Linked DNA regions of Homo sapiens: region 2 is linked to region 1. The links are chromatin loops, found by intact Hi-C in ENCODE. Cell type or tissue: ascending aorta. All regions are shown on one strand. Links, peaks and the distances in the headings refer to the core of each region. The heading gives the core; the rest is flanking DNA.

The links. Hi-C counts contacts between places; a loop is a spot of excess contacts. Peaks named below come from ENCODE experiments on the same cell type or tissue, not always from the same donor. Only the 100,000 strongest peaks of a DNase experiment are listed, where the experiment ranks them.
Region 2: it touches region 1 in a loop (5-fold over the local background); 2 of 110 quality-filtered maps call a loop at or near these places.

The regions. Positions count from the first base shown.
Region 1 is chr14:69,312,415-69,323,056 of GRCh38, forward strand. GALNT16 (polypeptide N-acetylgalactosaminyltransferase 16) reads left to right here. Exons shown (of 15, transcript NM_001168368.2): 2 at 8,297-8,454. Among named protein-coding and RNA genes, the nearest start is that of GALNT16-AS1, 57 kb to the left of the region's middle. In ascending aorta, for the core only: no CTCF peak of the experiment used is centred there; DNase peaks (open chromatin) are centred at 4,827 and 5,537; H3K27ac peaks cover 1,566 bases.
Region 2 is chr14:69,385,857-69,396,498 of GRCh38, forward strand. It overlaps ERH (ERH mRNA splicing and mitosis factor), which reads right to left. Exons shown (of 4, transcript NM_004450.3): 2 at 8,969-9,056; 3 at 1,107-1,227. It also overlaps a transcript of GALNT16 not described here. Among named protein-coding and RNA genes, the nearest start is that of ERH, 7.1 kb to the right of the region's middle. In ascending aorta, for the core only: no CTCF peak of the experiment used is centred there; a DNase peak (open chromatin) is centred at 5,735; H3K4me3 peaks cover 62 bases.

The sequences.
Region 1 (10,642 bases), core at 1,371-9,370:
TCTTGGGGCCTCAGTTGCCTTGAGGTTGTCCTGTCTCAGCAGTTCATCCTGCTCATGTCCTTTTCCTCAGCCATAGAGCAGGACCAGGTTGTTTGAGGGACTGGTACCCTGAGCAAGAATGACTTTGTCTCCCGTTAGGTGTGACTGCTGCTGAGGGTCATCAGGACCTTGAGGGTGTCGCTGGCTGAGAGGACCCAGGAAATCTGGTGGTGTGCTGATTTGGTCTGAGTACACAAACTCTTGTATTTTTCTGTTCTTCCATGTTCTTTTGAGCCATAGTCAAGAAGCGCATGTCCAGGCCAAGGAGTGACAGCACTGGGCAAGTCCCTATCTGAGCCACGAGCTGATGCCCTGATCCTTGAGCCAAGGAAGGAAGCGACCTCCAGCCTGAGCTTGTCAGGACTCAGCTGTGTGCCGGGCACCAGAGGCCAGCCTGCTTTGGAGCTGAGGACTCAGAATTGGCAAGAGGGGATGCCAAGGACATCTGAGCCACAAGCTGGTCTGAAGGCACACAGAGAAAGCTTTGTGCTTAGGCTCTGTGGCCAGACAGCCTCAATTTTGGTCCCGGCTAAGCCACTCAGCAGCTATGTGACCTTGGGCATACTATTGTACCTCTAGGCCTCAGTTTCCACCTCTGTAAAATAAGAATAAGAGGAGCATTTGGAGATAGAAATAAGCCCTTGGCATAGCACCCAGTGCACAGTAGACCCTCAATGAGCCGTCAGCATCAGCTCATTCCTGTTGAAGATGCCCAGTCTTCCCCCCATACTCTGGGCTACAGCAGCTGTGGCTGGAAGGATCAGGTAGGGCTTTTGTACCCTTCACAGACTCAGAGATGCTTGATTTGCACTGGCGAAACTGATAAGCAGATGCAAGCCGAGCATCACATATCTCTGGCATGGACCAGCCTCACACTCCCTCCATCCGCAGATGGCCTCTGGGCTGGGCAAAGGGCGGGAAATGGAGACCTGGGGAGCCTGGTGGACCTGGAGAGGACCCTCGGGTCTGAGCAGAGACTGCCTGGAATGGCGGGCCTGATGCCTTGGCCTAGCCTTAGGTAGAGGACCCTGGGTGGCTCAGATCCCTAGGGGAATAAGCAGTGGGCCTCCCTCCACTTTCTTGGTGAGATCACTGGAACCACAAGCACTCATAAGGCCACAGGAACTCTTTCTCAGTGAAACCAGTAGTGTTGGAAAGCTGTGCAGTCATCAGTACCCCTGGAGGAGTCATATTAGGATGTGTTGGGAAATCTAACTGGAGGCCTTAGGTGGGTTTCCCCAGGCAGCTCCTATCTCGTGTTCTGGATATGTAATTAAACTAGGGCCTCCCAGGCCTGTGGGACAGAAGTGTTGCAAGGTAGTGGATTTCCATAGTAACCATGGTGGCTCTAGCTGAGTTTCAGTTGGCTCTGCTGATGGTGAAGTTCCTGGTCAATACAAATATAGGCCAAAAACCAGACTCGCGGTTAGCCTTCCTGGGAACGGGGTCAGAGGAGATAGCCTTTAAGGTCCCTCGTAGTTCCAAGATCCTGTGATTAGCCCCTCACCATCATGAGTTTGTACAAAGCAGCGGCTCTCAACTTGGTAGCACATTGGAACTGCCTGGAGAGCTTTAAAAACATCTGATGCTTTTGTCCCACCTCCAGAGATTCTGGTTTAGTTGGTCTTGGGTATGGCCTGGACATCAGGCTTTTTGCCATCTTCCCACGTGATTCTAATGTGTGGCCAAGGTTGAGAACTACTGACAAAAAGGCAGACAACGTATATAATAATAGTTAATAACAATTCGTTAGTTAATAATAATAATCACAATTTATGTGCCAGGCACTGTGCAAAGCACATTATATGCATTGCATTCTTGATAATTTCCATTTTCCAGATGAAGAAGAAACATGTTCAGAAAGGGAAGTGACTTTCCAAGGCCAGAGAGCAGTAAGAACTGCCATTCTATACCAGAGCCATGAGAGTTCAAAGCCCTGGCCAGTCACTTCTATAATTGCCACTTTTGAGGCAATGTGCAGCAGAAGATGGGGACATGTCTGGAGCAGACTCCTGAGGGACCCTTGATACTCCACTCAGGCCTCCCCTGTACCCAACCTGAGGTTCCTGGCCCTGTGCAACCTGCAGCACCTTGTCTGGTTGGATGAGACCACTGGCAGCCCAGTGGGGTTGGCTACTTCCTGAGGCAGGCTCAGGGAGGCCCTGTGGAACCCTCCTTTTCATTTGGAAGAGTTGGAACCTGAGACCTTGAGCTCAGAGATGTCGAATTATGTGCTTAGCTTCCCAGCTCTCATAATGAATGGCAGTCTTTCAACTTGGGACAGAGAATCAGGTAAGATTTTACTCCCAGGGGAGTGGGGAGTGGTTGGAAATCACATTTTATTCACCAGGTGTTTTTGGTTTATAGCAGACTCAGGAAAAAAGTCAGGGGCCATCCATAAAATAGGGCCAGAGCCTTTTTACTTGCAGTTTCATTGAAATTTAGTGAAAGGTAAACCCAGCAGGTACCTGTTTTACTGGCAGTAAAAGAAAATTGGGCAACAATTATTTAAAATGAGTCAGAGCTGTTTAAATCTAAAATTTAGGGGTATGTGTATGTTTTAAAAGAAAGTTTACAAGGCTTGGAGATTTGGACTGAACTGTTTTTGATGAAAATGACATGGAAAATATTTTCCTTTCTTATTTTAAACCTTCTTCTTTGCTGTTTGTTTCCTAAATTTAGCAGGAAGCAATAAGCAAATCTAGCTGGAAAAAAAAACTGAAGCAAGTTAGGGAAGTTTCAAGGTCTAATCGAAATGATAGACTGAAAATAAAGCTGTCCAAGGTGAGACAGTAATTCTTCCCATTTTATAGAAAAAAGTCATTATTTCAACTTAAACCATTTCAGATGTGATTGACCTATTGGACACGGAAGTGCTGGATTTGGCACTCCCTAAAAGTACAAAGACTGGGGAGGGAGGCAACTGTCTAAACATCAGCCAAGAACTCTCAGCAGGAGGCTGGAAGGATGTGGGAGGCTCGTCAGCCTGTCACTCACCATCTCCCCAACCTTCCTTCCTCACCATGGCAACACCAGGGCTTCTGGAGCCATGGTCCAGATGGAACCCCCAGTCTCAAAGCCTGAACACCGCCCTGCCTGCTGGGGAAGGCTGGGAATGCCCCACCCAACTCTAGACTTAAGCCACTGGCCAAATGCCAAAGACGGGCCTGATATTTTGGAATGGAGTGTTGACACCAGTGACTGTCATTGTTGTCAGTGACTCACTTGTTGGGTTTTGGGTTTGACTTTGTTTTTTACTTGTGGAGAATGATTTTCTATTTATTGGAAGAACTGCAGGACTGATATCTCTGAACTTTTGGTCACTAGAGAAGAACACCCAACTCAAATCAGTTTTTAAAAAAAAAAATATGTAGGTAGGTAGGTAGATAGATACTTTACATCTCTTGGTTCTGATTGTTTCTTCTTGGTTCATTTTTCAGACAAGGTTTCTCCATGTGATGGACAAGAAGATTCTCATTTTGCACGCTTGGCAGTGCTGGCAAAAAAAAAAGTTCATTGTATAGAAAAGTCTCAGGGAAGATTCTGATTGGCCCAGATCAAATCAAATGACCATTCCTGAACCAATCACTGTGTCTAGAGGTGCAGTAATGAGATTGGCCTAGCCAGGGTCTTGTGCTCACCCTTGTGGTGGTGCTTGGGGTGTTGGTGGGACAGGGGACAGTGAATGACAGTCCTGCCAGAAGCCTATGAGTGGGGAAGAAGATCTCCAAGACAGGCAAACTACCATACGCCGGCTTGGTCCACCTCAGTCTCAAGTATTGTATTTGGCCAAGGGTGCAGGGATGGTGGGGAAAGGAGGAAGGAGAGGCTTGAGATTACACATGTATTCAGTAGCTATTGTTTTTGAGTGCCTACAATCACCAAGGTTTTTCTCTGGGCTTTGGGATTCAGCATGAGACAAAACAGAAAACCCCTGCCCTAGTGAAGCTTATAATCTTGTGGGGAGAGGTAGCCAAAACCCTAAAATAAATAAGTAAAGCACATATAGACTGTGAGATTGCAATGAGTGCCTTAGGAGAAGCAAAACACTGCAGGAGGGCAGGGAATGAGAGGGTCGGGTTGGGGTCACAGAGTTACATGTGGTGGTTGGGGAAGGCTCACAGAGGAGGTGAGGTTTGAGCAGCGTCCTGCAGGAGGTTTGAGCAGGGCCCTGCAGGCCCTACACAGAGGAGCCTTCCACAGAAAGAGAGTGTGGCTGGAGCAGAGCAAGTAAGGGGCAGCAGTGGAAGCAAGTTCAGCAAGGTGACACCTGCCCAGAGAGCGCCTCAGGCCATTGTGAGCTTGGGGGCTTGTAGTCTGTGAGGGGGGGGGGCACTGAAGGTCACGTGATGTATCACAGGGTCCCATTTGTTTGCTGTTTTCTCTCCATTTGATTATAGGTCCTTTGAGAGCAGGGACAATATTTAGGTATTCATTCATTTACTTATCTATTCCTTGATTCAGCAACCACCTGTTGAGTACCTACTGTGTGCCAGGTGCAGGGAGCCCCATGAGGAAGAGCTCACCATCTAGTGGAAAAGAAAGAGAAGTAAAGCACAAATGTCAGTGTCATGTGACATGTGCCCCTGCTTGACATAAGAATTCCACCAACAACCCAAAATACTTTCACTACCCCCTCCAGAGAGGGCAGCCAAGCTAGTCCCATCTAGTGGCTCCAAGCCCAGGATCTCCAGTCTCTTGAGCTGGTCCAGATATAGCTCCTCATGGTCCTGCAGCCAAGTGCCAAATGATGCATTTACTCCCTCGCCAATACACTTAGTGAGCAACATGGATGGAATGCAGGCTAGCAGCAGCACAGTTCCCCTTTAGAAGAGGGGAGGAGGGAAACAGCATCCACTGGTCACACGACATCTGCAGACTCCTGCTCCAGTGGGAGTCAGGGTGGGGTGAGGTTCTGTGGTCAGTTCTCCAGCTCCGCTCTGAGCTTGGGGTTGGCGGTTTCTTCTTTCTGATCCTCCATGGCCAAGCCTGGCATGGGATGGGGCATGAAAGGGACCAGATGCTTGGATTCCTGTTCTAGGGGTTATGTTGCCTTTTGTTTATTTCCACATTCCCAGCCTCTTACCCAGTGTATGTACATAGTAGGTTTTCACTCAGTATTTGCTGAGTTAATACCAGTGTTGTTAAGTACACTGCCTATGAATACACAGGGCAGACATTGAATCAGGCTATGGAGCATGGGAGGGCATCAAAGACGATTTTGTGAATTCATGACTTGGGTGGAACTGCTCATCTCGGCAACAGGGAATGCAGGAGAAGCAGCAGCTTTGGGATAAGTGGGGAATTTGTTTTGAGATGCCAAGTTAGGGGCACCCGTGGGACATTCAAAGACCTGAAGTCTCAAGATCAAAGAATGGGGCTAAAGGCAAAAGGAGGAGTTCAAGAGCTGGAAGGAAATGATTATGATCTGGGCATGGGAACTGGGGTTACATATCGGAAGTAGAACGGCTCTGGGTGGTGACCGGGGCGAGGCCAGAGAGAGCTGAGGAGAGAGGAAGTGAAAGCCCTTCAGAGGTCATGGAATTGTGGCCAGGAGCCACAACCTACCCTTCCTCAGGATCCCCTTCACTTCACTGGCTCAGGGCCAACTGACATTTCAGCTCCAACCCCAAGGAACAGCAGGGTCATCCTGAAAGGAGAGCTAAGGCCTCTGGGCCTGTTGTTTCCATGACACCTGTCTCACAGGTGAAGAGTCAAACCCCAAACCCTGATACCACCTGGAGCGGGGTTGGACCACCCAGAGAGTATGGCTTGTGGAAGGGAACAGCAGACTTTACTTTTCCCAATAGCATCTTTGAGGATGTGTAACTCAATTTCGAGGCCTTGGGAGGAACCTCTCTAGAGAGCCTGGGCCTGAGCAGACATTCTTCCCCAACAGTCTCCATGGCCCTGAGGAAGCCTTGAATGAAGTGGGGAAGGCAGCAGGCTGGGGCAGGGGGAACTATCTCAGAAACCTTACTTCTGCTTCCTGGCACATAGGAGGCGCTTGGTGGAGCTTTGTTGAATGAATGCATGCATGAATGGATGAGTGAATGCAAGCATTCATAAACAAATGAATGCATGTTTAGGTGATTCAGAAGGGTGCCCCAGTGCCTGGTAGATGGGTGACTGTCAGTCAATGTTCACTGGGCAATGAATGAGTGTGGGATGAGGACTCAGAGGTTTCCTGAGCCCACAGAGTGGCCGTAAGTCCTAAATAAACAAACATGGCTATTTCCCACAGCTGACCTGGAGGATAACGAAGTGCATACTCTCCCTTTGGGAGCTTCAGCAAATCATCCCTCTGCAGTTTTTCTTTAATTTTAGCTCCTTTGCCATCAACTGGAGGCTCCGTTCCATTTCCCTGACCTAGAGCTAAGAGGGCATCCATCGCTCTCCCAGGTGGGAAGGACAAAAAGAATCACTCTCCCTTTCAGAGTTGGATGGCTTGGATCCTTCTGGCGATCCAGGGCCCAAGCCAGAACATTCCTTTTGTCCCTCTCTCCCTCCTTCCTTCCTTCCATCTTCCGTCTTTCCTGAAATGGATTTTGAGTTCACTGGGGGCTCCGCCACATCTGTTCAGTCTCTGGCATGGCACCACCTCAGTGTTCCACACAGCAGCCACAGCAGTGTTACCATCATGAGCATCTGTGTCTAGCATGGGGTGGGCCCAGTGGACACGAGGACATCTCCCTCACTGTTCTGCCCTCAGGGAACCTCCAACTGGCTCCTAGGACAGGAGGCAACCCTAGAAGGTAGTATCGCTACAGAGTGGCAGCAGTTCAGGAGATCAGAGCTCCCCGGACCCTGGGCATGCCTGTCCAGTGAGGTCGGGGGCTAGGCTCTCAGGGGAACATAGAGGCCCTGAGCTGCTGGTGACAGTCCCAGTGTCATTCCACACAGCGATCCACTCCCCACAGGTCTAGCTGCCTTGCTGGGACCATCCCTCTAGGACTAGGCCTGTGATAGCATCCTCATGCAAGAGTTTTGTGAGTGGGCAATTCTCACCCTCCTTTCTGCTTCCTCTGGGGCCCCAGCTTCAGCCCAGGGCTGATGGTTGGGCGGAAAGTTGGAGTTGGGATGTACCCACAGTTGATGATATTTCATGGCACTCTGGAGAACATCCAGCCAGCAGTTTGGTTCAAGTAATGAGATGTCAGGGTGCTTGCATCCATCTGTTAATTTCAGATGTGTCCTTCCCCAGTGTCTGTTGCTGGAGACTCTGGGAGCACAGGGTAGGGTGTGGCCATGAAGGAACGGGATGGGCAATGGCATCTGCCATCCATCACTGCCCAGCACTTAGTGCCTGGGGACCAGTGGATCTTACAGGGGCCATTTCAGGAGCAAGCAAAAGTCCCAGAGAAGATGCATCACTGTCTGAGCACTTGAGTTCTGGTAGCTCTGGCATCAGCCTGCAGGGGTTTGCTGTCCTTACAGGTAGTTCTTTATGCAGCAGATTGTCCAAGCCCTGGTGTTTTACTGATCGGGTGCCTCATATAATGCCTAGGCCAGGGCTAGGCCCAAGTTTCTGCCTAGGAGACTGTCAATCTGCAGGCGCTTGGCAGCATCCATTCTGGTTTGTAGTCCCCTCAGGACACCTTGCCTTAGAGGTCTGGTGCACTCCAGGACTCACCCCCCCAATATCCCGCAAAGAACATTGGTTAAGAGCATGGGCTTTGGAGTCGGAATGACCAGTTTAAATCCAGACCTTGTGACTTAATAGCTCTGACCCTGGATGCTTTTTAAAAAGCCTCTTGATGGCCGGGCGCGGTGGCGCATGCCTGTAATCCCAGCACTTTGGGAGGCTGAGGTGGGTGGATCACTTGAGGTCAGGAGTTCAAGGCCAGCCTAGCCAACACCACGAAACTCCACCTCTACCAAAACTATGAAAATTAGCTAGGCGTGGTGGTGCGCACCTGTAATCTCAGCTACTTGGGAGGCTGAGACAGGAGAATCGCTTCAACCTGGGAGGCAGAGGTTGCAGTGAGCCAAGATCTGCACTCCAGCCTGGGTGACAGAATAAGACCCTGTGTCAAAAAAAAGAAAAAAAAAAGAAAAAAAGAAAAAAAAAGAAACCCTCTTGAGCCTCAGTTTTCTCTTCTGTACAGTGGGGGAGATAATGGTCTCCTCCTCATAGAGTTGGCGTAAGGCACAAATGAGGCCACGTGGCTGGCTCCCGCCTGGTGTGTGCTGAGCACTCGCCAAGCAGTGGGGTCCTCCTGCCTGTGGTCCTCTCTGATGCTGACCTTCATCTCAGGTGACAGGAACTCCCTCGAAAGGCTTTGATGAGAAGGCCTACCTGTCGGCCAAGCAGCTGAAGGCTGGAGAGGACCCCTACAGACAGCACGCCTTCAACCAGCTGGAGAGTGACAAGCTGAGCCCAGACCGGCCCATCCGGGACACCCGCCATTACAGGTACGGCCTCCATCGTGTCAGTGGAGGAAGAAAGACTGAGAGAAAGCCAACATTGTTTAGTTTGTCTTCTTTTACGTGTATCTAAGAAATGAGGATGATTTCCTCAGACTGTGTCCAGTGATTTAGACATTCAAAAACCCTCACCCTCTGTTGCTGGTTTACCTGGCCTACTGAGGCCCTGCCAAGACCAAGGAAACCGCTCCGCTGGGGCCAAGGAGGCCCCAAGGCACTTCAGTCTGGCGCCCCAGCAAAAGTGACCTGGGAGGGGACCAAAGGAGGTCCGTGGCAGTGGGTGAGCCAGGCGCTCTTGGGGCCTTACTGGTGGTGCCTAAAGTGGAGAGAGTCACAGCCCTGCACATTGCAAACAGTGGGGTGCTGTGGCCCACCCCATTGACCTCCCTTTCCTGCACCACAGCTCCACCTCCTCAGCAACTCCCAGAAATGCTTCCTAGTCTTGTTCTTAGTTCTCTCAGTATGGTGAGGTGGGAGAGGCCTTAGACCAGGACCAAGGAAGCCTCCACTCTCATCCCAGCTCAGTGTGCGTGACCGGCCTTAAGCAAGGCATTAGCCCCTCTCTGGGTCTATGCCCTTGTGTGTTCTGTCTAGAGGGTGAAAGTCACCATCTCCAGTCTTTCCTCTTCCTGCCGTCACCTGCACGAACAGTCTGAGTTCCTGATGCTGAAGCACCACCCCCCGCTCCCCATGACCTGGCCTTACCCACCTTTCCCCCAGCACTTGATGGTCCTGCAGTCCCAGATTCCTCCCTCCTTCCTTCCTTGCTTTCACACATGCTGTTTCCTCTGCCTAAACGCACCTCCTCCGCCCCACCTACCCTTTGAGCTACTTGGCTCACTTCGAGGACACTTGGCTCACTGTCCTCTCCTCCATGGAAGGCTCCTTCCCAACCCGGGCTAGGTTGGGCCCCTCTTCTGTGCTCTGTGCAGACATCTCACAGAATGGCCAGGGCGCTGTTGGAGCTGACTCACGGCTGTGCCTGCAGCTGTGTGCTCAAAGCTAGGCTGGGCCTCCGTCTGGTCCTGGCTTGAGGGTAGCAACAATGACTTGGATCAAGGTTGCTTTTACTTCTGAAGCAGCTACTCCACAGCACAAAGGGTATAGGTGAGGTGAGGGTGCGAGAGGGCCTGGTTCTAGCACCTTCCTTGTCACTCACAGATGCATGCCTGAAGTCCAGGGTGCTTGGTGGCCTGTGCAAGGTGAGATGAACACAGGGCTGGGGGAGCCCCAGACCTTGGCCTTGCTGTCCTGTAACGCCAGCACTGTCAGCCTCCAGAAACCACTCATGCAGCCAAGTAAGGCAGTACTCCTGCTTCGCGGCAAGGACACCACCAGGCCTGCTGGCTGTTTCTGGGCCTCAGAAGTTCTTTCTCACCCAGTCCTGGGCAGCATCCCCTCCTGTCTGCCTGTGCTGCAGAAGAGGTTACATCCACATAGCTCCACTTAGAGACCTTTCATGGGCAGCCCTAGCCATGGCTGACCTAGTCCCAGGGTCTAGAGGATCTGTTGGCCCCAATCTGTGAATTGAGGGCTTGCCCTGGATAATCTCTGTTCACCCCCCAGCTTACCTGACTCTGAACCGCCTCAGGTGCTCACTGAGAAACTTAAAGGGGGAATTGCCCTGGGGGCTATGTACATTTTTAAATGAGACGCTTTAAATCCAGGGTAGTGGTGGGTTGATGAGGTGCCACATGCTGCTGCTGGGCCCTGTCAGAAAGCTGAGGTGGGCCAGGCACGGTGGCTCACACCTGTAATCCCAGCACTTTGGGAGGCTGAGGTGGGTGGATCATTTGAGGTCAGGAGTTCAAGACCAGCCTGCCTATCATGGTGAAACCCTGTCTCTACTAAAATACAAAAATTAGCTGGGTGTGGTGGTGGGCACCTGTAATCTCAGCTACTCGGGAGGCTAAGGCAGGAGAATCTCTTGAACCTGGGAGGCAGAGGTTGCAGTGAGCCAAGATCGCAGTACCGTACTCCAGCCTGGGTGCCAGAGTAAGGCTCCGTCTCAAAAAAGAAAAAAGAAAGCTGAGGTGGCTCACGGGGTGTGTGTGTGTGTGTGTGTGTGTGTGTGTGTGTGTGTGTGTGTGTGTGTGTGTGTGCGCGCGCACGCGCGCACGCATGCACACGTGTAGGGAAGCAAAGGACGTGCTGGCTTTAGTGGGCAGGCCTCCTG
Region 2 (10,642 bases), core at 2,520-10,519, 75 kb after region 1:
ACTTCTGCATTTGGCTTCCAGGATATCATTGCTCCCTGCTCCTCCAATCTCCTAAGACACTCTCCTTCACTCATTCCTCTGCAGCCTCAAAGGCTTCCTTAATGACTTCAAACATGCTAGGCACTCCTACTTCAGGACTTCTACACTAGCTGTCCCTCATCCCCTCTGTCTGGTATGTTTTTCCTATAGATGTCTGAATGGCTTAAAGTACCATGCAACATTCATTTGAATGTTCTGAGTGATCAAAGTGAAATGGCTACAACCGGAACACAATGAAGAGGTACAGAAAACAAAACTCAAACATCCCAAGGAAATGCGTGTTTTGGAACTTTTGGGGAGACAGCATGGTGCAGCCACATTCCATGATTGGCTCCAGTGGTGATCCAGGAAGTGCCTATGAGTAAGACTTGTATATTTCTCATCACTGCTCTTTCAACTTCTAGCACAGCACCTGACATGTAATAAATATTCAAGTATCTGATGATTGAGTATTGTATCATAAGGTGCTTCCATTTTCCTCGGTTAAATGAGCTGTATTTACACTCAATTTCTGTTCGCTAATGTAAAAAAGATTAGGTAAGTCTACAGTAACACTTTATGCTCCTTGTTAGTAATTGTCAGAAGCAGATTATCAATACAAACTATAACAAATATGTTAAAAAATCTCACTCTAACATACCAAAATATACGTACTTACACAGCGTAGGATTGAAATTAAATTTCAGCTATACGCATATTTAAGTTTTTGAAATGTCATGAAAAAAAGATAATCTTAGTTTTAATCCAAAACCAATGGCTTTAAGACAAAGACTGTAAAGGAAAAAAAAAATTAGGTATAAGGAACAAAGAAGAGGCACATGGAACTTCTGAATTAGGATCCTTTCTGGATACTAACTATATCAATTAGCAAAGTTATTTTTTTCTGTGCCTTTGGCTTTATGTTGCCAATCTCTTATTTCTGTAAGAGAAATATTAATTACTATACACTATGCAAATGCAAAGATCAGTATCAGGCACATAATTAGCTCCCAATACCATAAATCACCTCAAACAGACAGAAAAGCAATAGAAAATACAAGATAAAAGACATGTTGGCTAATACTTACACCAGGCAGCTGAGGTCTGCCAGATCATCGATGAAATCAAACAACTGACTGATGTCATATGTGATAGAGGGACTGTTGGGATTCATTCTTTTCAGATGTTCTTCATACATTTTACAAACACCTAAGAAAGGATAGGAAAAAAAGCAAAATCTTACAATCGCATACACTTCTAGATATGAGCAGTGCTTATGAGCTGTGCTATATGTTGATATCATATTTACTTTAATAAAGTTGGGCTGGGGAAAAGATGATAGATTGATGGCTTTTGATTATTGCCACTAGCAAATACTTTTTTATTTTATAAATTCACCAGGTCAGGTGTAGTGGCTTACGCCTGTAATCCCAGCTCTTTGGGAGGCTGAGGCAGGAGCATCACTTGAGCCCCACAGTTTAAGACCAGCCTGCCTGGGCAACACAGGGAGACCTCATCTCTACAAAAATTAAAAAATTAGCCAGGCGTGATGGCGTGTGCTTGTGGTCCCAGCTACCTGGGAAGCTGAGGTGGGAGAATCACTTGGCTGCAGTGAGCCGTGATTGCATCACTGCACTCCAGTCTGGGCAGCTGAGAAATTCACCACAATGTTGATGTAACTATTTTGTGTCTTAATAATAAAATGATTACTTCAAACCACTGGAGCTAAGGGGCTTTAAAGACTTGCCATCTGATGGCTCAAACAAATAACACTGTGGGTCTTAACAGGTTTTTCAGTAATTCTTCCTAAAGCCACAGAGCAAAAAAAAAAAAAAAATTGGCAACAAGGAAAGAGATTATCCTAATGTATATTTAAGATCCTAGACTAGGCCGGGCACAGTGGCTCACGCCTGTAATCCCAGCACTTTGGGAGGCCAAGGCGGGCGGATCACGAGGTCAGGAGATAGAGACCATCCTGGCCAACACAGTGAAACCCTGTCTCTACTAAAAAAATACAAAAAATTAGCCAGGCATGGTGGCAGGCACCTGTAGCCCCAGCTACTCGGGAGGCTGAAGCAGGAGAATGGCATGAACCTGGGAGGTGGAGATTGCAGTGAGCCGAGATCGGCCACTGCACTCCAGCCCGGGTGACAGAGCAAGACTCTGTCTCAAACAAACAAACAAACAAAAAATCCTAGACTATGGATTCAGACAGACTTTAGTTCCAACTCTGCCCCTGTCAAACCGAGGACAAACGACGCCATTCCCTGAACCACACCTGTCAAACAGAGTTAAGAGTGCCTCTTCATAGAATTGTGAGGTTTATTTGAAATAATACACATAAAGCATTAGCACATGAACAAGGATATAAGTACTTAAATATAATAAAAAAGATAATGAGCAAAATCATTAATAGCAAGCCCACATTACTAATTATAATTAGCTATAGAGTATATTATCTATTTAGTTTTTATTCAATAATACTCTCCTTTTTTTTTTCTTTGAGATGGAGTTTTGCTCTTGTTGCCCAGGCTGGAATGCAATGATGAGATCTTGGCTCACTGCAACCTCCGCCTCCTGGGTTCAAGCGATTCTCCTGCCTCAGCCCCCCAAGTAGCTGGGATTACAGGCACCCGCCACCACACCCAGCTAACTTTTTGTATTTTTAGTAGAGACGGGGTTTTACCATGTTGGCCAGGCTGATCTTGAACTCCTGACCTCAGGTGATCAGCGTGCCTCAGCCTCCCAAAGGGCTGGGATTACAGGCTTGAGCCATCGTGCCCGGCCTGATACTCTCCTTTCTTATTCCCACAAAAGGAGAATACACCTTTTCAGTCTATTCCCGCTGTCAACTATTTTAAGACTACTATGATGAATGGCTAAGTGACATAAATGCTAGTTATCTAGAAAAAACATGTCCTATACTGTATACATAAGCCTTTTATTAGCTCCAAATTAACTTTATAAATTTCCTAATAAAAACACTATTCAACCACAGAACTATTAAACAACTATCTTAGGGCTTTTTATTGCTACTGGCATACTACATTGTGATCACAGAATATCACCCATGAGTTAATGAATGGAAAGAAAATAAAAACTAGGAAAATAAATTCGTATATGTTAAAAAGGCATTGACCCACAGTTATACTTTTTTTTTTTGAGATGGATTTTTTGCTCTTGTTGCCCAGGCTGGAGTGCATTGGCACAATCTCGGCTCACTGCAACCTCTGCCTCCCGGATTCAAGCGATTCTCTTGCCTCAGGCTCAGCCTCCCGAGTAGCTGAGATTACAGGTGTGTGCCACCACACCCGGCTAATTTTTGTATTTTTAGTAGAGACGGGGTTTTGCGATTTTGGCCAGGCTGGTCTTGAACTCTTGACCTCAGGTGATCCACCCGCGTCGGCCTCCCAAAGTGCTGGGATTACAGGCATAAGCCACCATGCCCGGCCTCCATTATACTTAATGGTTAAAGACGGGATGCTTTTCTGTTAAGATTAGGAAGAATACCAGAATATTTATTGCGCTACTTGTATTCAACATTGTACTAGAAGTTCTAGCCAGGGCAATTAGGCAAGAAAAAGAGATAACAGGCCTTCAGATTGGAAAGGAAGAAGTACAGCCATCATTATTTGCAGATGACATTATCTTACAGATATAAAATCCTAAGGAAACAATAAAAATCTATTAGAACTAAGAAATGAGTACAGCAAGGTTGCAGGATATAGGATTGGTATATGAAAATAAATTTTATTTCTATGCCTTAACAACAAGTCTGAAAATAAAATTAAGAAAACTCCATTTATAACAGCGTAAAAAAGAATAAAATTCTTAGAAATAAACGAAACAAAAGTAGTACAAAACGTGTACACCCTACACTATAAAATGTCATGGAAGGACTCTTTTCTTTCCCTTGAGACACAGTCTCATTCTGTTGCCCAGGCTGGAGTGCAGTGGCCCAATTGCAGCTCACTGCAGCCTTGACCTCTTAAGTTCAAGTGATCCTCCCAAGGATCTGTGACTACAGGTACGCGCCACCATGCCCAGCTAATTTTTGTACTTTTTGGAGAGCAGGGGTTTCATCATGTTGCCCAGGCTAGTCTCAAACTCCTGGGCTCAAGCAATCCGCTCACCTTGGCCTCCCAAAGTCCTGGGATAACAGGTGTGAGCCACCACGCCATGCAGAAAGTAAAGCCACCACACCATGCTTAATAAATGGAAAGACATCCCATGTTCATGAGTTGGAAGACCTGATGCCAATACTCCCTCAGATGATCTACGGATTCAACGCAATTCCCATAAAAATCCAAGCTGTTTTTGCAGAAACCAACAAGCTAATCCTAAGTTTGACACAGAAATGCAGGAGACCCAAGACAGCCAAAATAATCTTGAAAAAGAAAAACACTGGAGGATTCAAACTTCCTGATTTCAAAACTTACTATGAAACTACTCCAATCAAGACAATATGGTATTGGCATCAGGATAGGTATCTACATCAATGGAACAGAAATGAGAGTCCAGAAACAAACCCTCACATTTATGGTCAACTGCTTTTTGACAAGCATGCCAAAACAATTCAACAAAGAACAGTATTTTCAACAAATGATGCTAGGACAACAGGATAGTCACATGTGAAAGAATGAAGTTGGACACATCTCTACAACAGACCAGAGACTTAAAAGTAGGAGCCCAAACTATAAGACCCATAGAAAAAAATAAAGGCATTAATATTTGTGACCTTGGATAAACCAATGGTTTCTTAGATATGACACCAAAAACACAAAAATATGCAAGTTAAAGTTTATAAAAATAAAAAACTTTTGTGCTCCAAAAGACACTATTAAGAAAGTGAGAAGACACCACAAACGGGGAGAAAACCTTTATAAAACATCTATCTGATAAAGGACTAATGTCTAAAAATATACAAAGAACTCCTAAAACTTAACCATAATCACTCAATGAAAAATAGGCAGAAGATCTGGATACCTCAATAAAGATGCAGATGGCAAATAAGCACATGAAAAGATGACATTGTATGTCATTAGGGAATTGCAAATTAAAACAATAAGATACCTTAGAATGGCTAAAATCTAAATCAGTGACAACACCAAATGCTGGTAAGGATGTGGAACAGAAACTCATTCACGCTGGTGGGAATGCAAAATGGTCCTGCCACGTCTGAAGACAGTTTGGCAGTTTCTGACAAAGCTAAACATACTTGTACCACATAATCTAGCAATCACTCTCCTACGTATTTACGCAAATGAGCTGAAAACTTAGGTCCACACAAAAGCCTACACAGAAATGTTTATAGCAGCTTTATTCATAATTGCCAAAAAATAGAAGCAACCAAGATGCTCTTCAATAAGTGAATGGATAACCAAACCATGGTACATTCATTCAAGGGAATATTATTCAGCAATAAAAAGAAATCAGCTATGCAGCCACACACACAAAAAGTAAGAACCATAAAAGCATACTGCTAGGTTGGCCAGGCATGGGGGCTCATGCCTGTGATCCCCAGACTTTGGGAGGCTGAGGTGGACGGATCACTTGAGGTCAGGAGTTTGAGACCAGCCTGGCCTACACAGTAAAACCCGTCTCTACTAAAAATACAAAAAAAGGTAGCCAGGCATGGTGGCGCAGGCCTGTAATCCCAGCTACTTGGGTGGCTGAGGCAGGAGAATCGCTTGAACCAGGGAGGCAGAGGTTGCAGTGAGCTGAGATTACGTCACAGCATTCCAGCCTGGGTGACAGAGTAAGACTCTGTCTCGCACGCCAAAAAAAAAAAAAAAAAAAAAAAAAAAGCATATTGCTAGGTTAAAGCAGCCAGTCTGAAAAGGCTTCATACTCCGTAACTCTAACATGACATTCCAGAAAAGGCAAAACTACAGATATGGTAAAAAGATCAGGGGTTTGGGGGTGGTGGCAGGGAAGGAGGTATAGGTGGAGCAATGGGGATTTCTGGTAGTGAAACTACTCTGTATGATACAGTAAAGGTAGATACACGTAATTATACATGTCAAAACCCACAGAATGTTCAACACATACAGTAAACCCTAACATAAACTGCGAACTTTAGTTAATAATAATCTATGAATATTAATTCACCAATCCCAACAAGTGTAATCAGACTAATAGAAGATGCACTAATAGGGGAAACTAAGAAGGGGAGGAAAGAAGGCGTATGCTGGAGCTCTGTACTTTCCAAACAATTTTCCCATAAGCCTAAAACTGCTCTAAAAACATGGTCTTAAATAAAGTCTTTAACTGCTCTTAAAAAAAAGGGGGGAGGAAAAAAATGCTCTGATCTACAGGGGAATATTTACTACAAGAAAAAAAAAAAAAGAATAATAAAATTACCATTTGGCAACCACATCATGTGAGAACTTATTTAATAATTATTTTAACATTTTTTTGTTTTAGTTTTTTAAATGGGAAATAAATCACCACTTTTAATTTTTAGAAAAAGAGCTACCAAGTCATGAAAAGACATGGGGGAAACATAATAAATGCACATTGCTAAGTAAAAAAAGCCAGTTAAGAAAAAGCCACACACGATAATGATTCCAACTATATGACATTCTGGAAAAGACAAAACTATGGAGACAGTAAAAAGACCAATGGTTCCCAGAGGTTGAGGGTGGGGTAGGAGGGGATGAATAGGTAGAGCACAAGAAATGTTTAGGGCAGGGCAGTGAAACCATTCTGTGTGATGCTGTAATGGCGGACACATGACACTGCGCATTTGGGAAAATCCACAGTAATGTAGGACATAAGAATGAAACCTAGTATGAACTATGAACTTTACTTAATGACAATGTATCAGTAATGAATACTGGTTCACCACTGTTACAAATGCACCACACCAGTGAAATTCATTAATAATAGGGGAAATTGTGTAGGGGTGAAGAAAGAGAGTAATATCGGAAAAACTGTAGTTTCTGTTCAATTTTTCTAGAACCCTGAAACTGCCCTGAGAAATAAGAGTATTGCAGAATCAAAGACCAAACATGATAATGTAGGTTAGGTAACAATTTGCTAAGAGAGCCTGCATACAAAATCTACATCAATAGCAGGCAGAAATGTCAGCAGAGAAATGGATCTGTAAAGAGATGAAGAAAAAAATGCCATGTTCTTCTTTAAGAATTAGAGTAGATGGCCTGGAGTGGTGGCTCACGCCTGTAATCCCAGCACTTTGGGAAGCCGAGGTGGGTGGATCACTTGAGGTCAGGAGTTCGGGACCAGCCTGGCCAACGTGGCGAAACCCTGTCTTTACTAAAAATACAAAAATTAGCTGGGCGTGGTGGCACACACCTGTAGTCCCAGCTACTGAGGAGACTGAGGAAGGAGAATCATTTGAACCAAGAAGGCAGAAGTTGCAGTGAGCTGAGATGCACCACTGCACTCCAGCCTGGGCGACAGAGTGAGACTCTGTCTCAAAAAACAAAAAGAAACAAAGACACCTGCACTCATACGTTTACGGCAGTACTATACACAACAGCAAAGTCATGGAATCAACTACGTATCCATCAATGGATGACTAGACAAAGGAAATGTGGTGTATGAGAATGCATGCACACACATCCCATGGAATACTACTCAGCTATTAAAAAAAGAATAAAACCATGTCTTTGCAGCAACATGGATGGAATTGGAGGTCATTATCTCAAGTGAAGTAACTCAGAAAGTCAAACATTTAATGTTCTCATTTATTAGTGGAGGCTAAATGATGTGTGCACATGGACAGACAGAGTGGAATAACTGACACTGGAGACTACAAAAGGTGGGAGAATGGTGAGGGATGAAAAATCACTACTGCGTACAATGTACACCAGGTGATGGCTACAATAAAAGCCCAGACTTGGTTGGCGCGGTGGCTCATGCTTGTAATCCCAGAACTTTGGGAGGCTAAGGCAGGAGAACTGCCTGAGGCTAGAAGTCTGAGACCAACATGTGCAACACAGTGACCCCATCTCTATAAAAAAACCAAAAAATTAGCCAGGTGTGGCGGCAGGTGCCTCTAGTCCCAGCTATTTGGGAGGCTGAGGCAGGAGGACTGCTTGAGCCCAGGAAACTGAGACTGCAATAAGCCATTATCACCACTGTACCCCAGCCTGGGTGACAGAGCAAGACCCCGTGTCTTAAGGAAAAAAAAAAAAAGGCCCAGACTTTACTACTATGCCATATATCTATATAAGAAGACTACACTTGTATCCCTTAAATCTATTAAAACAACCTATTAAAAACAGACAGACACACAAGCCTATAGTGTTTGAGCTTAACCAGAATATATAAGGGATACCTGTAAAATATTTCCATACTGTAACAAAATAACATGTGACAAATAAGAAGAGAATATTTATAAAACAACAAGCAGCTCTGGAAAGTCACTCATTATATACATTAGTTTAAAAAAAAAAAACACCTAATACTTGTAGCAAGGAGGATACTATATACATAATTAATGTTTAAAATGTTCAACCGGCCAAGGCGGATTACTTGAGGTCAGGAGCTCGAGACCAGCCTGGCCAACATGGTGAAACCCCATCTCTACTAAATACACAAAAAATTATCTGGGTGTGGTGGCCCATGCCTGTAGTCCCAGCTACTTGGGAGGCTGAGGCACAAGAGAATCACTTGAACCTGGGGGGCGGAGGTTGCGTAAGCCGAGATCGCATTACTGCACTCCAGTCTGGGTGATAGAGCGAGACTCTGTCTCAAATAATACATAAATAAACAAACAAATAAATAAAATGTTCAATAATTATGGTCCATCCTAAATATCTGCTTTCCCTCCTAAAATTAGCAATTCAATAAATTTGGAGGGTTGGAAGTGATAAAGGCAGGGCCTGGGGTGGATGGACTATTAAAAAAAAAAAATTTGGAGGGGAAAAACCCAGTTCCTAAATGAGACATTTTTCTACCCCTTGATTAGTGTTAAACTCACCTTCCATGCATTCATTCACAGATTCGTAGTCAGCATAAGTTCTGCCTTCTGGCCTCTTGGTAGGCTGTACCAGCAAAATGGTGTGAGACTGCAGGGGAAAACATGATTTCAATATAAGTTTCTATTTGAGAAATTCATAGTATGATAAAAAAAAATCCCCATTTGTAATGCAATAATGATTGCTAGTTATTAAAATGTAATTAGAGAGGCCAGGCATGGCATCCCATGCCTATAATCCTCATCCTCTGGGAGGCTGAGAGGGGGAAAATCACTTGAGGCCAGAAGCTTGAGACCAACCTGGGCAACATAGCAAGACCCTGTCTCTACAAAAAAATAAAATTTGCCGGGTGCATGCCTGTAGTCCCAGCACTTTGGAAGTCTAAGGCAGGAGGATTCCTTGAGCCCAGGAGGCTGAGACTGCAGTGTGCCATGATCACACCATTGCATCGGAGAGTGAGGCCCTATCTCTTAAAAGAAAAAAAAAAGTCATTAGGATACTTTTCCCACAAAAATATTGATGTCTTAGTCTAAGTATAGTATCTAGCTGGATTCACAACTCTGCTGTACGGTCTCCCTAAGTCTCCCAGTCCTACCGTACTTACTGCCTACAAGTAATCAGTATAAGCTACCTTGCCCTCCTTTTCCTTTTCTATCTTTTCTTCCCAACTAAATTATAAACCTGCTTAGGTTTTCTGTCTCCAGTGGTCACTTTCCATCTTTAATGCTCTTAAGTCACTAATAAAAACTCAGATGGGCTGATGAAAGGAAACAAAAGGGGAAATAGTATAATAATCACAAGCATGGTTTCAACTTAAGCTTTTTTTCCAACCTCAGCGTAAGAGCAAAGTCACATTTTATCCAGGGGTTAGACTTAACATTAAAGCAGTAGATAAATTAGCAATATAAACATATCATAAGAATTACCCTTAAAAATCCATTAAACTATTCACCTAGTAGATGACTTGCCTTACTGGGCTTTCTCATACCAAAATCACATATTAGAATCACACAGAAAGTTAGGTCATCACACTATGAGAAATGTGAAATAATGCCCATAGCAGACAGACTTGTCTTCCACTTCGTGCTCACTGGGAAACATGTTTTTGTTAGTGATCAGTCACTAACAAATCAATCTCAGTGTTTTCTCAACGTGGGCTCTATTACCTTTTGGGTTGACTGATTCTTTGTTACAAATGTCCCTTGGGGAGCAAAAAATCTCATCCAGCTGAGAATTCACTGGTCTGTTGAAAATATGACCCATCCAATTTTCTGCTACATGTGTAAGGTTAATTAAATGCAAGTATGATGCAACTCCACTGTAAATCCAGTCCCAAATCAAACTATTCACCTTTTTCCTTCTCTTCTGCTGTACTAGTATTTTTCAGCCAAAAACCAGAAAACAAAAATTTCCTAACAGGAACCCTAAACTGTTTTGGAATAACATAATTTTTTTTTGGAGACAGTTTTGTTCCTGTTGCCCAGGCTGGAGCGCAAAGGCGCGATCTCAGCTCACCGCAACCTCTGCTTTCCGGGTTCAAGCGAATCTTCTGCTTCAGCCTCCCAAGTAGCTGGGATTACAGGCATGCACCACCATGCTCGGCTAATTTTGTCTTTTTAGTAGAGATGGGGTTTCTCCATGTTGGTCAGACTGGTCTTGAACTCCCGACCTCAGGT